3 separate regions of the Homo sapiens genome follow, and regions 2 and 3 are each linked to region 1. Evidence: chromatin loops called from intact Hi-C (ENCODE). Cell type or tissue: B cell. All regions are shown on one strand.

Region 1 (5,000 bases):
TGGATTATCAGATTTGCTTCTGCATTCAATCAGTTGTGATTATCACGCATTATGTAGCCTCTGGAAACCTCCATTGTATCCTCAGGATAGAATGAGAATGAACAAATCAAAGGATGTCTTAGTAACAGTCTGAAAATCATGTTAACTTCATGAGCTACCTGTAAGAGTCTCAGGGAGTCTCAGAGGTCAATAAGTCATACTTTGAGAACCGTCCCTACACGTAAGTTTATTTCTGTTTACTTTTTACCTTATTGTTTTGTTTTTAGCTTTTTAAACTTACTATGTCATAGGCCATGATATTGTTCTCTTTCATTAAAATGAGATTCATACATGTTAAATAACAATTACCTAGATTATTTGGTCTTATTTTTCCTAATGTTTCTCTTAATTTACACCCACATATTGTATTATACAACAAGAAAGAGGAAATGAGAAGGAACTCAGTGAAGATTTGTGTAGACTGCCTTCTTCCTAAAGGTTTTTAAGACAAACTTCCTATACATTATGTCTTATTTGATTTAGTGCTGCTTCCAGCAGGAAGATGTACTCTGTGATGGCTCATGGTTTTAGCTTCTTCTCTCCCTCATGTGAATCTCTGTCTCCAAAGACATGAAAAGATGCCCTACCACTGTTCTGAGATGAACTCAAATAAATAAAATTCAGCTCTATTCACCAGGGTCTCTAGAGGCTTATAAATGAAGATCAGGATAAAGGAAATTTGGGGATGTGGTTTGCTTTCCTTGCCAGGGGAGCATTTGAAATCTCAAGAGCTAAGTAAGGCCAAAATGCTCAAGCGGAGGCATGAGTTGATGTATCAGATTCACTCATAAATGGGGATAATGATAGCTTCTATTTCATGGCACCAGAATCTATAAAAGTACTCACCAAATAGCTGTTGTTGAATGAATAGTGTTGTAAAGATTAAATTAGTTTTCATGCATTAGTTTTTACAAAATGTTTGTGGCTCATAATGAGCACTATATGCATGTTAGGTTTTGTTTCAGTTATTTTGTTGTGTTTTTTCTGAGTGCTGGAATTAGGACTCATAATTATATCTCGCAGTTCAAGCTTCTTATCTATAATGGGATTATTTTATTCTATGAACTAAAACATAAAATGCTAAAAGGAGGTAAGTTGACAGAGGCAAATCCTGAATCACATTATGGCAATTTTTCAATGAATTCAGTTAGAGTAGCCACCAATATGACACTGGTTAAATCAGAAACTCCCATCTTGACAGAACAGTGAGAAGCCAGATCCAACCCTTATCAGTTGTCTGATTTTGTCTCCTTTTTCTTCATGTTGCAAAAACTATTTGAATAGTGTTTTTGGTTTTTGTTTGTTTGTTTGTTTGTTTTGTTTTGTTTTGTTTTTCAGATTTCTGATGGACTTGAGATAATGCATGCACACTTTTCCATTTGGTCAAGGTTTTTCCTTACTAACTGTATTAGTCTGTTTTCACGCTGCTGATAAAGACATACCCAACACTGGGTAATTTATAATAAAGGAAAAGAGGTTTAATGGACTCACAGCTCTGCGTGGCTAGGGAGGCCTCACAATCATGGCAGAAGGCAAAAGGCAAGTCTTACACTGTGGCAAGCAGGAGAGAGAATGATAGCCAAGCGAAAGGGGTTTCCCTTTATAAAACCATCAGTTCTCGTGAGACTTATTCACTACCAGGAGAACAGTATGGGGGAAACAGCCCCCATGATTCAATTATCTCTCACCGGGTCCCCCCCACAATATGTGGGAATCATGGGAGCTTCAATACAAGATGAGATTTGTGTGGGGACACAGCCAAACTCTCTCACTAACTTAGTAATTATCACTTGAATATTTTATTAGGCATGATAATTCATTTGCTTATAGCCACTTGTTAGCCACAGCCCTCTAAACTCAAAGCCAGGTATCCCTTCCCTTCCCTCAGTACAGTGCATGCTACAACGTCAATAGCTTCAACAAGCCAAACCTAAAACTGGATGGTAGGCTGCTTTCCCAGGGTTCTAATAACAGGTGGTGCACGGGTTAGACTCCAGGCAAGCACAACCCCAGTTTCCTCATTCTCATTCTTCCGTCCTAGAGTCATAGGAGTGGCTTCTGTTCTGCTCATCTGAAATTCAGAAACAAAATAGGGCACTCCTTTGATAGACTTTTTATTTGCTAAATTTACTGGAAATACAGCATCAGATACAGTGTCCAATCTTCCTAGTCTTCCATTTTTCAATTCTTCTCTTTTCGGTGTACATATCAATGACTTTATAAAATATGAATAAGTACTATATACATTTATATAAATGTAAAACATTTAACAAAATACTCGGTATCTAACTCTCTCCCTAGAAGCCAGTAATCATTGATGGGTTACTGAGTCCTTGGAATTGAAAACTATGACTTCTATTCTCTTCCCTTTGTTACAGTTCTTCTCAAGTTTTCTTGAGTAAAAATCCCTGCTCTCATGTGTTCAATTCACCTGGTATATAAAACCATCCAACAAAACAGTGTTGAATCCTTCCAAAATCCACTGGCAAATACTTTCATGGGATGACATTCCCTAAACAAAACTTCATAATGCCCTTGTTTTATCCACACCCCTAGAGAGGATTACATATCAAAGAATTAAAAATGTTTTAATAGAACTCAGGCCAAAATGCTTCAGATGAATTAAGAAATCCTCTGGGTCTCTTCCAAAAGCCAAAGTGAACTTGGACTTTTTCTCTCTCCAGTGTTTTTATAAAAACGTTTTAAAAGTTGAATTTGTGTTTTCTTAGCTATCTCAGTATTGCGGTTCTGATCATAAGATGTTGACTTCCTCCCAGAGGGGCATTTCCCACTCTGAAATTAGCTGCTGCATTTTTTGCTTGAGAGGCTTGACTGCGTCTCTACCCTCAAGCACCTTAGCTCACCCCGCTGTTGTTGGCACAGGGTAACTCACCCTCCTCATCTGCAGCTCTGTCTCCTCCCACATGGCACCGGCACTGTCCCTCTCATCTGTAAGATACACACATTCTCCTTTAGACTTATTTCCTTCTGTTTAGAGTTAATGCTCTTGATGGCTTCACATTTCCACTATTTCATATTGTTGGTCCTCTTAACTTATAAGTCATGAAGATCAATCAAAGTAAAGATAATAAACTCCTGACCTATCAGATAGTCTGATGCCTGGCACACAGTAAGTACTTAAGACATATTTGTCACACTTTTTTTTTTTTACTTTTGAGCTAGAAGGACAAAAATACCCAGGCATGAGTTAATGTATAGAAGGTGGCTTATTCTCCTTTGCCTTCTTCTAGGACTTTTTACTTGATCAGACCATATGAAATTGCTGCTATTTGATAGTTTAGACCTTATAGAAAAGGTAATTTTGTGTGATTCAGCTGTTTTCATGGTGCTAAGCAGCTTGATGTTCTGTTTGCAAAGAGTTCCCACCCTCACAGAGTTGTTCATAGGGTTATAGGGTGACCAACTACTACCGGGATAGAGGACTTTCAGTGCTAAAACGGGAAAAGATCACAGCAAACTTAGATTTGTTGATCACCCACTTATCACACTGCAGTCAAATTCTGCTTTCTGTACTTTCTTATTTCCTAAATGTGTAAAGGAAAAAATTTCCAAACTCATCATAATACTAGGTAAGATTTATTGAGGGCCTATCATGTACAGACAACTGAGTTAATTGGTTTAATCTTTCCAATAATGCTGAATTCTTCTAATAATTCTTAATTCCAACAATAATTCTTACCTCCATTTTGCTGGCCGCTAAAAGGAGGCACAGAAAAGCAAAGTAACCTGACTGAGGTCACAGAGCCTATAATGGTGGAGCAAAAAGCTGAACACAGGAATCTGAGCCCAAAATAAGTCTAAAAGAGGGATATCCAGTTTTCTCTACATTGAGTAACTGTCATTCCTGCAAAGCCTGCCTATGGAAGTGGTTCCTGGAGGAAAAGACATGGAAATGATTTTCTCCATTTCTCTCTGGCTTTCAGTGTTCTTCCTTCTCCTCCAACTCCTACTCTCCAAAGATCTACTTTCAGTTACAGCCAATTAGCCTTGGCTGTATCACGATCCAGCCTAGCCTGGTGACAATGCCTCTCACCTTGTTCCAAGTGCACACTACCCAGTTCTTGACATCAAGTGCCATGCTCTGTCCTACTAATCCTGCCCCTTACCTCTACCTGGACCACTGCTTCCTGCAAAGCAGTCTTCTCTGTGGTCCTCATAGCCCTTTGGTTGTGCCCCACTGCTGAGGCACTGAGGGAAGAAGGGTTAAACATTGGGAGGGATGTGGACCTATTGCTAAGTCTTGAAGAGTCTTGAGTCTTGAATGTGGTGCTAAGCAGTTTGGCTTTCCTTCGGTAGACAGGAAGGAACCAACCAAGATTTACAAGCAATGGCATGAGCACATCTGTGTTTTAGAAAGATAAAATATAAGATGGACTGAAGCAGGGAATCTATAGGAATATCTTCATTGTATGAGACCTGACAAATTTTGACACAATGCCACTAAGCACATACTATGTGGCACAAAGACAACTAGTCAAGTAAGTGAAAAAACAAACTCAACCTAATGAAGTTCCTTCAACCTTGTGCTACTGTTATCTAATTTTTACTCTCCTGAACCATTAGAAAATTCTAATAATAAAAAACACAAGTTGTCAAGTTTTGTCACGTGTCAATAAAACACTTTAACCATATTAGAGGTACTGTGCTTCAATATGACTGATGTGTTCAGTTAAAATGCTGAAGTTTATGAATCTTACCGTAAAGCTTGAAGAAGAACAGTGGAGATACATTACATGCTATCTGTGAAAAATGGTAAAAATAAAAAGCTAAAATGAAAATATTGAATCTTTGAGAGAGAAATGCAGGCACCGAAATGTGCTATCATCTCATCACTATTCTCTATAGGCTTGTGGATTAGACAAGTCGTATATGTCTAAAACTGCATAGAGGGTGTTTCAGAACTAGAGATGTAAAAAACTTACTTTAAAATAAGAATAGAG
Region 2 (5,000 bases), 110 kb after region 1:
CTATAGCCATGGCCTAGTTACTCAGCCTCTGGGCAGCTCCATTTCCTCTGTTGTAAACTGTGGATTATAACAAATTATCTCAGAGGGTCCTTGTGAGGATTAAATGAGTTAATATGTGAACAGCAAGTATAGTACTCAAAACAGTGCCTGGTGCATAGTAAATGTTAGCTCTCATAATTATGAACAGTTTTCTATTAACCTAAATAATTCCCATTTCTAGTTCCTTTTTCCAACATGGCACTGGGTGATCAAACAATGCCTACTTGACCCTGAGCAAAAATGTTTTTTTCTGCATGCTGCATGCAGGTATATTTGAAAAACATTAAGAATATGAGCCTAAATTGATATTTTTTAAATTATTTAGGGATGAACAAGAACAAAAGGGAGGACAAAAAGGCTAGAAAAATTGCTACTACATTTTCCAGAAATGGAGAATCAATAAACTCTGAGCTGGGTATTTTAAGAAAGGAAACAATAGGTTTCCACAAGATGTTTCTTAGAAATCCAAATGAGCCTAGAAATTTCCAGTGGTTTAATTGTGGGGCCAAAATAGTTCTATACTAGTGACTGAATATAAAAGGGTTGATTAAAATGCTTTTTTAGTAGTTCGTATCCTTGAAAGTAAAGTCTCTGCTACAACCTGTGCCAATAAGAGCCAGTAAACAGCTAATTACATTATAACATGGGTTTTTTAATTGTTAATTATAATAAAAGAAGCAACAACCCAACAATAATTTGCCAGTCCGTACATCTGTGAAGTTTAAATGGGAAAATTGCCTCTTGTCTCAGCAAGGATGTAATTGATTCTTGGGCACTTAACGATATAATACTAGTTTCTGCCTGTTCTTCTTTCTTCCTTCAAAGAGCTGACACCATTATGTCACTGATATAAATGGAATCTTGAAGGTACATCAAAAATTCTGTCTTTTTAGGAAAAAAAAAAAAAGCCATTGTGGCTCTTTAGTGTGGAGCAGGTGCGTAGTCAAGAAGGATTGATCCCTGGGTCAAGGTCAGAGTTCAGCTCCAGATGGAGTTTTTCACCCTTTTCTATGGGGTGGATGGAGCATATCTTGTCATGTTAGCAACAGTCATTGTGAACCTTCTAAAATGTTTTAAAGTAACATTTTAGGACTGTCAAATGAGAGAGTAAAAAGGCCTTGTCAGAGGCTATCTGTTCTCATGTCAACCGAAGCTAACTGGAAAAGAACTCTGGGTTCTTGAAACTGAATTTGATTAGTGGAGATGGACCAGAAAAGTGTGCATCAAAAAGGACTTGCAAAATATTAGCCTCACTACCCATTCTCAAACTCAAACAGCCCCTTATATTTCATTTTTTCAGTTTGACATTAAGTACCCAAGGAGCAGAAAAGGAATAAATGTAAAGAGTCCACATCAAAGTGCTGTCTATATTTCCATTCCAGCCAGTACATTGTTTTAATTGCCATTTAAAAATGTTCATTGTTAACCGACAGCCATTCTTGGTAGTGGATATACTTTAATTCTTTATAATAAACCATACATATATATTTTTAAAGCTTAACAGACATCTTGTCAGTGTGATCACTTTTTCTTCATCCTGATGCCCAGGTTATTCCAAATACAATATTTTGTCCTGATACGATGATTATACTTAAAAAAAAAAAAAAAAAAAAAAAGCTAAGCCTCATTGGTCCCCACATCAAAACTAAGTGTACACCAAATGATTATAAACATATCTGTTAATTTTAAACTTCCTCCATTTATTAAATCGATATATATAACCCTCTACCTGAATAATTGGATTGACCACATGGCAAGTGTTTTTAGCTGAAGTATACCCTTCCAAACAAGTCAGAAGGAGCACAACAGACTGTTCTCCCTGGCAAATGCCCTGAGGGGAAAATGGATCACATAGAATCATATTTTGCCTCCCTCTAATAAAAACAACAAACAGTATTCAGCACTGATTATAGAACTCATGCTATTAAGTACTGTGTGGTTGCCAATTCATTAAATTCACAAGGACCCTAGGTTGGTGCTATTATTATCATCCCTATTTTACAGACCAGGAAATTGGGACACAGATAACGTAGGCCTAGTTTCATATAGCTAATAAGTGGCAAAGCTAAAATTAAAACCCAGCACCTGTGTTTTTAACCACCTCACTCCTCTCCCTGTTGGCAGCATCTGTATTCTTTCTTGCTTTTGTTTTGAGATTTTTGATTCTTGGGAAGATAACTTTTTATTGTGAAAAATATCAAACTTTAAAAGGTTTCAGGCCGGGCACAGTGGCTCAAGCCTGTAATCCCAACACTTTGGGAGGCCGAGGCAGATGGATCACCCAGCACTTGGGGAGGCAGAGGCAGGTGGATCATGAGGTCAGGGGATTGAGACCCAGCACTTGGGGAGGCGGAGGCAGGTGGATCATGAGGTCAGGAGATTGAGACCATCCTGGCTAACACAGTGAAACCCCGTCTCTACTAAAAATACAAAAAATTAGCCGGGTGTGGTGGTGGGCGCCTGTAGTCCCAGCTACTCCCCAGCTACTCAGGAGGCTGAGGCAGGAGAATGGCGTGAACCCGGGAGGCGGAACTTGCAATGAGCTGAGATCGTGCTACTGCACTCCAGCCTGGGTGACAGAGTGAGACTCTGTCTCAAAAAAAAAAAAAGGTTTCAAGTATAATGTCCTTTTTTTCTTGAATTTTTCACAGTAAGTTGTTCACTTGATCCTTCATCACTTTCAAATACACTAACATCTAATTATGACAAACCAGAATCCTACGTAACCACAATGCAACCACCAGAATCATTCAGGTTTCACATGTTCACTCAGCCCTTTAAATCAAAAGGCTGAAATTCAAAATCATGTGTTACATTTACTGGTGTCCCTTTAGTCCCCTTTAATCTGGAACAGTTCCTAAATCTTTCATTAACTTTCATGACCTTGATATTTTTAAGGATTACAGGTCAGATACTTTGTAGAGATCCCTTATTCTGGGTGTTTCTGATACTTCCTCATGATTACATTCAGACTGTACATTGCTGACAGGAAAAACAGAAGCAGTGCTGCATTCTTCTTGTCACATGCCATCAGTTGGCACGTGATTTGGACTTGTCCTGTTACTAGTGACCTGCATTTTGATCACTTAATTAAGATGGTGTCAACCAGGTTTCTCTGCTGTAAAGTTACTCTTTCTACCCCCCATAATTAATAAGTATTTTGTAGAAAGGAACTTTGAAGCTATATAAATATCTCAGTCCTCATCAACTTTCAAGTCATTCATTTATTCATTTGTATCAGCATGGACTCATGCTTTTCCATTTTATTAAATGGACTTTCATTTGTAACTACCATTATTTATTTTGATGTTCAAATTGTCTTTAATTTGGCCACTAGGAGCCCCTTTAATCCATCTGCTCCGCCCTTAACATGTTCTCATCATTTTAAAGCCTTTTTATTGTTAATTGGTGCAATGAGATGTTTTGGGCTCATCTTGTACCTTACTTGCTCCAGACCTTGGAATCAACCATTTTGTTGAGGATCCCTGGTTCCTTTACATGAAGAATTGTATTTAGAAGCCAAGATATGGTGCTAGGTGTGCTCACTGCTGCTTCATGAATGACCCTTTTGGTGAAAAGAATTAGGAACTCTGTGTGTGTGTGTGTGTGTGTGTGTGTGTGTGTGTGTGTGTACACGCGCGTGTGTACACGTGTGTGTGTGTGTACGTGTGTGTGAGGGTAAGTAGAGATTTACATATATGTTCATTTCTACATGTATATTTGTGTGTGTGTTCTAATACCTTCAATTCCAGTTCAATACCACAGGGTTCATTCTAGTCTCTTCCTTTCCATATTTTTAACTCCCTTCTCTGGCAGTGAAAAACCTAATAGCCTGTGTTCTTAACCATTCTACTATATTGCGTGCCACTAGGAGGCTCAAGGAAAAAGTCGATGACTTCAGGGACTGGGTCATGGATCTCCTCTCCAATATGTCTATGACCTTAAACAAGTCTTGAACTACTCTGGATTTGCCATTTTTCATCTGTAAATAGCTGTGACAATAATACCTGTTTCAGAAGGCTGTATAGGGAAGAGCACAGGGCCAGGGCCACACTGGCTCTGATACTCACTGGCTGTGTGATCTTGAACAGTGACACAACTGCTCTGAGCCTTGTTTCCTTTTTTTAAATAATGTCAACTTTTATTTTAGATTCAGGGTTACACATGCAGGTCTGTTACATGAGTATAGGTGAAGTTTGGGGTATGAATGATCCCATCATCCAAGTTATGAGCATAGGACCCAATAGGTAGCTTTTAAGCCCTTTCTTCCCTCCTCCCTCCCTCCTCTAGTAGTTTCCAGTGTCTATTGTTCCCATCTTTATGTCTATGTGTACCCAGTGTTTAGCTCCCACTTATAAGCAAGAAGATGTATTTGGTTTTCTGTTCCTATGTTAACTCGCTAAGGATGATGGCCTCCAGCTGCATCCATGTTGCTGCAAAAGATGTGATTTCATTCTTTTTATGGCTGCATAATATTCTATAGTGTATATGTACCACATTTTCTTTATCCAATCCACCGTTGATGGGCACCTGGGTTGATTCCATGTCTTTGCTCTTGTGAATAGTGCTGCGATGAACACAAAAGTGAATGTGTCTTTTTGGTAGAACAATTTATTTTCCTTTGGATACATACCTAGTAACAGGATTGCTGGGATAACCATTTGGTAGTTCTGTCTTAAGTTCTTTGAGAAATCTCCAAACTGCTGTCCACAGTGACTGAACTAATTTACATTCCCATCTACAGTGTATGAGTTCCCTTTTCTCTGCACCCTTGCCAGCATCTGTTTTGTTTTTGTTTTTGTTTGTCTTTTTAATCATAGCCATTCTGACTGGCATGAGATAATATCATATTGTGGTTTTGATTTGCGTTTTCTGATTAGTGATGTTCAGCATTTTTTCATATGTTTATTGTCCACTTGAATGTCTTCTCTTGAAAAGTTTCTGTTCATGCCTTTTGTCCA
Region 3 (5,000 bases), 66 kb before region 1:
ATTACAGAGCAGTGGAAATGACGCTGGTATCGGTAGGGAAAGCTATGCTCTCAGAATAATGTGTCCCTTATACTGGATTTTACCCACTAACATTTTCATTTAAAAAAAAAAAGATAAAAGTTGAGAATGTGTTCAAAAGCAATTTACCAGGGACTGGAGAGCTCAGGGAATTGGTAAGTGGGTACAGAACCTTTTGTCTGCAGGCCCCGAATTGAGCTGTTGACAACAGCTCTCGATACTGCGATTCTAGGGAAGGCAGCGCCCACTGCTTATGTTTAACCCCACAGTGCCGAATATGCCACTCTACACAGAGTTGCATAATGGCGTTGACAGTGATGATTAGAATGTTAATTGAAGCCAGTTTTCTGCACCTTTTAGCGCCATACCTTCCTTACAGCTTTGATAAATCTCTACATTTGAGACTATAGGAACCACTTGGCTCCTGCCTGCCAGTAAGTGTAAAATAGTTTAAAAGTAAGCTTTAATTTCCTCTTAACTCTATTCTGAGATTAACAACATCTTTCATGGCTGTCAGATCCTGGGGTCCAGGTCCACACCATGCTGAAGTCCGAGGGGAGTGGGTGGATGAGCAGAAAGAACCCTCGGGGGGCCACAGGCGGGTGAATATGGTTTTATTCAGCAGCAGCTCTCATCAACAGCTTTCTTAAACTACCTCTCTCCTGAGCAGCTTTTCTTACGCTGTCCGCTCTGTCTCAGCTGCTTGAATTGGCCACCCCCACGCAAGGTTGCGAGGCCAGTTCTCCCTTGCCTTCAGGGTCAACAGCTTAACTTTCTCTCTTTGAGCACAAACAAGCCTGAGCTGTGTTTTGGCCCCCTCCTGTCTGTCTGCAAGAAGGACAGCTTTGGCTCTCTCTTTCTCTGGACGCCAGCGTGCCCACCATGTCAAGCCGTGTTGAGCCGAGCCGAGCCCCCCAAGAGCTAAGCCCCGTGCACAGAGTCAGCAGGACAGTTATACCTTTTACAGACAATAGTGGCTCCAAGCCAAGCATGAACTTACACGAACAGGCTATATAATAAGTGGAGGTGTGTGCCTGCGCACCAAACTTGCTGACTCATACTCGCCTGGATATCCGCCTCGGCCTTTTCCTTAACCAAAGCACATCCATGTATCTTACAATGGCTCATGCTATATGTTCTGGCACTTTCTTTTTACTGAACATGAAGAAGGTAAGTGAAGAGGAACATAGAAGAAAAAAAAAGATTTACCGTGACATATGTTTAAGACCTCATACAAGGTCTGGGTGTGTGGTGGCTCATACCTGTAATCCCAGCACTTTGGGAGACCAAGGCAGGAGGACTGCTTGAGCCGAGGGGTTCAAGACCAGCCTGGGCAACAAAGTGAGACCTCAATCTCTACAAAAAATAAAACTTAGCTAGGTGTGGTGATGCACACCTATGATCCCAACTACATGGGAGGATGAGGCAGGAGGATTACTTGAGCCCAGGAGGTCGAGGCTATAGTTAGCCATATTCATGCCACTGTACTCCAGCTTGGGTGACACAGCAAGATCCTGTCTTTAAAAAAAAGAAAAAGAAAAAGACTTCATACATTGTAGGGAGAAACCCTGCATTTTGAGTTTTTAATGAGTTTTTAAAATATTCTGTAAGCATGATGTCACATCATTTTAATGATCCCATAGACCATATCCTTGATAAAAACAGCCAGACAATTCGACAGGATCTATCTATGAGGAAACCGAAAAATGATATCAATATTAACTTATGGAAATAATAAAACTTCAAAAAGGCTACAGATAAAAAAGCCTTGAGTATAGCAAGAACATCCATCAAAACCAAAATCCTTCACTCACTTCCAAAGAACTCTGATACCTGATGAAATGACCCAGGTGTGTGTATCTCTCTGTGTATGAGTGTGTGTGTGTTTGTGCACGCACACATACACACACACACGTTGAGAAGAGATTAGGATTTATATTATCTGCTTTATCTCTCACAAATTTCAAATCTCTTTTAAAAAGTTATTCCAAAATTTTTTTCTTTAGCTATGGGCCCTAAAGCTTTAGAGTATGTATTTACCACCAAATTTTCATGTGATCCAGGCTTTACTAAACTATGTCGTACCCTGGTTTGTTTCCCTCTCATCACTCAGACGACATAGAGAAGCCCACGGAGAAAGTTTTTGCCCTAGGCTATAGGAAACATATTGCAAAAACCCTCCATCTCATCCTGGTCCAGAAAAATGACTGAAACATAAAAACATTCCCCCCTCAAAGCCCAGCCACTAGGGATTATTTTAATTTTTTTTACTAAGACAAAGCAGCATATTAGAATCTATTGTACAACAAGGAGTAGGTCCCATCTCCCTCCTTTCTGCTGCCAAACCTGTTCCTCATTTAAACTAACCAAGCAACTGTACACCCAACAGTGCCAGATCGGGGATTAAACACCACTTGAAGGAGTCTTCCCAGAGAAATCTTCATTGCTGTTTTATTGCCCACGTTTATTCCCATATATCCTTTGTCCTGCCAATCATGGCTAATTTTTCAGTCAGTACAAGCTTCTGCCAGTCTTGTAGTTTCTGTCCAGTGCTCTCTCTTGCTCTCACTTCCTCATTTCTATACTTCACCTACATCACCCTAATCAGTTTTTTCATAGCATTGTATCTGATCTTAATTGAGAGACTCAAGAGGAATACAACTCTAACAATCTTGTTTTCACTAAATTAAGCAAGATTGAAGGATGTATTGGTTTAAATCCTGATTCAGGAAAGAGAATGTTGAAAGTAATGCAGCAATAAAGAAGGGAGATACCATTCTCTTCATAAGAAGTCAAAGCATTTCCCTGGATAAGGTAGCCTCAGCAGATGCTTGATAAGGATTGTTGGTAGAAAATGGATCATCACCATCTGAAGTGAAATACATCTTAGTATAATTAATTTTTCATTTAAAAAGATACTCAATTTTGCTGAACTCTGAAGCCAAAAGAAATATGATTTTGTGGGAGGATCTCCCCAACAGCTCAGCAAAGAGGGCCAAATCCACTAGCTCCACTCAGAGCCTCTGCTGATGAGCTTAAGTCACAAGAAACCACTGCCCCATATCCTTGTGTCTTTTGAAACAGAAATCATGCATTCAAAAAGAAGTCTTCCAGGTTCCATTTCTTAGTGACATCCTGTCTAGATGTACTCCAGTCTGCTTTGGTGGTATAGGTTTTCATCATTTTGTCCCCAAAGGAATCTCCATTTGGCAATACATTCTGTTCTGATAGAAAAATAATGTTTTAATTATCTGTACAATTTAGTAGCAGCCAAGGACAGATATACTACTTCCTCCCAGATAACAAGCCAAACATTCCACCTTTCAAACATAAACATTTTGTTGTGCATAGGGGAAAGTCTGGAGGGAAGCGAATCCTTTTCCATTTCTGTTTCAAAGGCTCTTCTTTCTCAGAATAGCCCTTGGGGCCACATTTTTTTTTTCTGGTTTAATATTAAATAAAGAGCCAAGAAAATGTGCAGATACAAGTTAAACTAGATACTTTAGAGACCTTACCAGTGGGGACTACATAGGACCCAAGATAGGAACTTACCGTTTGGGACCACCACATACAACAAACCTTTCGTTGATGCACAAACTTCCCAACATACAGTTCTCTGGGTGGGAGCATCAAAATGCAGAAGAGCTTGGAACCAGATCAACCAGGATTCTAATGTCAGTCCTACCACTTGCTCACCACGTGACTTTGGCCACCTGGTTAACACTCCTCAATTTCCTCTAGTGATATGTAAATAATATTATCTCTGCTATGAGGTTATTGTGAGGATTACAAATAATGTAAATAAGATACATATCACAGTTCTGGCTTGCAAGAGGCCCTCAATAAACGGCAGCTATTAACATTGCAATGTAGAAAGCACAAAGTCCAAGAGAATTTCAACATCGAACATTTTGCTGAAATAGATATATATGCTTTCCAAATTCAGTATTTAAGACTCTAAAATTAAGCTGGGATTGCACATGGTGATCACTCAGTTTACTAACAAATTACCTTTTTATATCTTGCTAGCGTACTGTATTATGGTTTGCAAAGCCAGAAATTTTTTTTTTCTCTCTCCTCATTTTGGGAACTTACCAATTAAGCTCTTTTTTTAAAATCCAGAATTTTAAGGGCTGAACATTTTAATGTAAATAATTTAACAGAACCAATACCCTCCTTCCCCTCCATTGCCACCAACACAGACTGGCTGGTGGCATAGCCAAGGATTGTCAGGCAAATCCAAGGCAGAGGATGGCAGGGGTACTTTTCTGGTTCTCTGAGACTCCATTTTATTATAGTCCCCACATTCTGGCATTAGGTTTGTGGGGTTTATCATACTTTTCCCATGGTTGAGGTTGCCTGGGTCTTCACCATCACATTTCACATGAAGTCAAGGTGCTATAATCTCTAATTATGCATCAACATCCTTTTAATGACATTCATTAGCATTAAGTGATAAGGTAGGCTTTTCATGAATAAAAACAAGGATTTTGCTATTTCTCACTATAAATTTTACAGCCCCTCTCCCTCTTTCTCTTTTCCTTTCACACATGCACAGTAGATCTGAAAGGTGCCACAGTCCTTTATTTTATTTATGTAAATGACACTCTCCTCTCCTATCACTGGATCACCTCTGTTTCTATTTGCATGTTTCCTAACAATGGCCCTAAAGTATTTTTTAATTGGATTTTCCAAGAAGGTGATAATAGGTTTGAATAAAAGTTTAATGAATACACTTAATCCAGAGGAGACACTGGGATATAATTATTAAATTCTACCTTTTGTATATACCCTTGGTTCCACCTGGGGAGTATAGTACAACAGTACCCACTAGCTGGTAGCTTATCCATCAGATGGTGAGAATGGTAATACAAAAGAAAACCTGATCAATAAAAACTACAGAGAGAGAAAATGAGAGATTTGCTATAAAAGGAGTAGAGGGAAAGCATCAAAAAGCAGTCCTCACTCTCTGCCACCTGTGC

The links. Hi-C counts contacts between places; a loop is a spot of excess contacts. Peaks named below come from ENCODE experiments on the same cell type or tissue, not always from the same donor. Only the 100,000 strongest peaks of a DNase experiment are listed, where the experiment ranks them.
Region 2: it touches region 1 in a loop (2.2-fold over the local background); 2 of 110 quality-filtered maps call a loop at or near these places.
Region 3: a loop joins it to region 1, with 6 times the contacts of the local background. A loop is called at or near these places in 3 of 110 quality-filtered maps.

What each region holds. Positions count from the first base shown.
Region 1 is chr3:143,527,012-143,532,011 of GRCh38, reverse strand. All of the region lies in intron 9 of SLC9A9 (solute carrier family 9 member A9), which reads left to right. Among named protein-coding and RNA genes, the nearest start is that of SLC9A9-AS1, 190 kb to the right of the region's middle. In B cell, no CTCF peak of the experiment used is centred here; DNase peaks (open chromatin) are centred at 1,981 and 2,881; H3K4me3 peaks cover 1,826 bases; H3K27ac peaks cover 4,995 bases.
Region 2 is chr3:143,421,920-143,426,919 of GRCh38, reverse strand. The region is part of intron 12 of SLC9A9 (solute carrier family 9 member A9); the gene reads left to right. Among named protein-coding and RNA genes, the nearest start is that of SLC9A9-AS1, 82 kb to the right of the region's middle. In B cell, no CTCF peak of the experiment used is centred here; DNase peaks (open chromatin) are centred at 2,799 and 2,919; H3K27ac peaks cover 402 bases.
Region 3 is chr3:143,593,220-143,598,219 of GRCh38, reverse strand. All of the region lies in intron 6 of SLC9A9 (solute carrier family 9 member A9), which reads left to right. LOC124906294 (a long non-coding RNA gene) reads right to left here. Exons shown (of 3, transcript XR_007096123.1): 3 at 2,952-3,242. Among named protein-coding and RNA genes, the nearest start is that of SLC9A9, 250 kb to the left of the region's middle. In B cell, no CTCF peak of the experiment used is centred here; a DNase peak (open chromatin) is centred at 2,569; H3K27ac peaks cover 293 bases.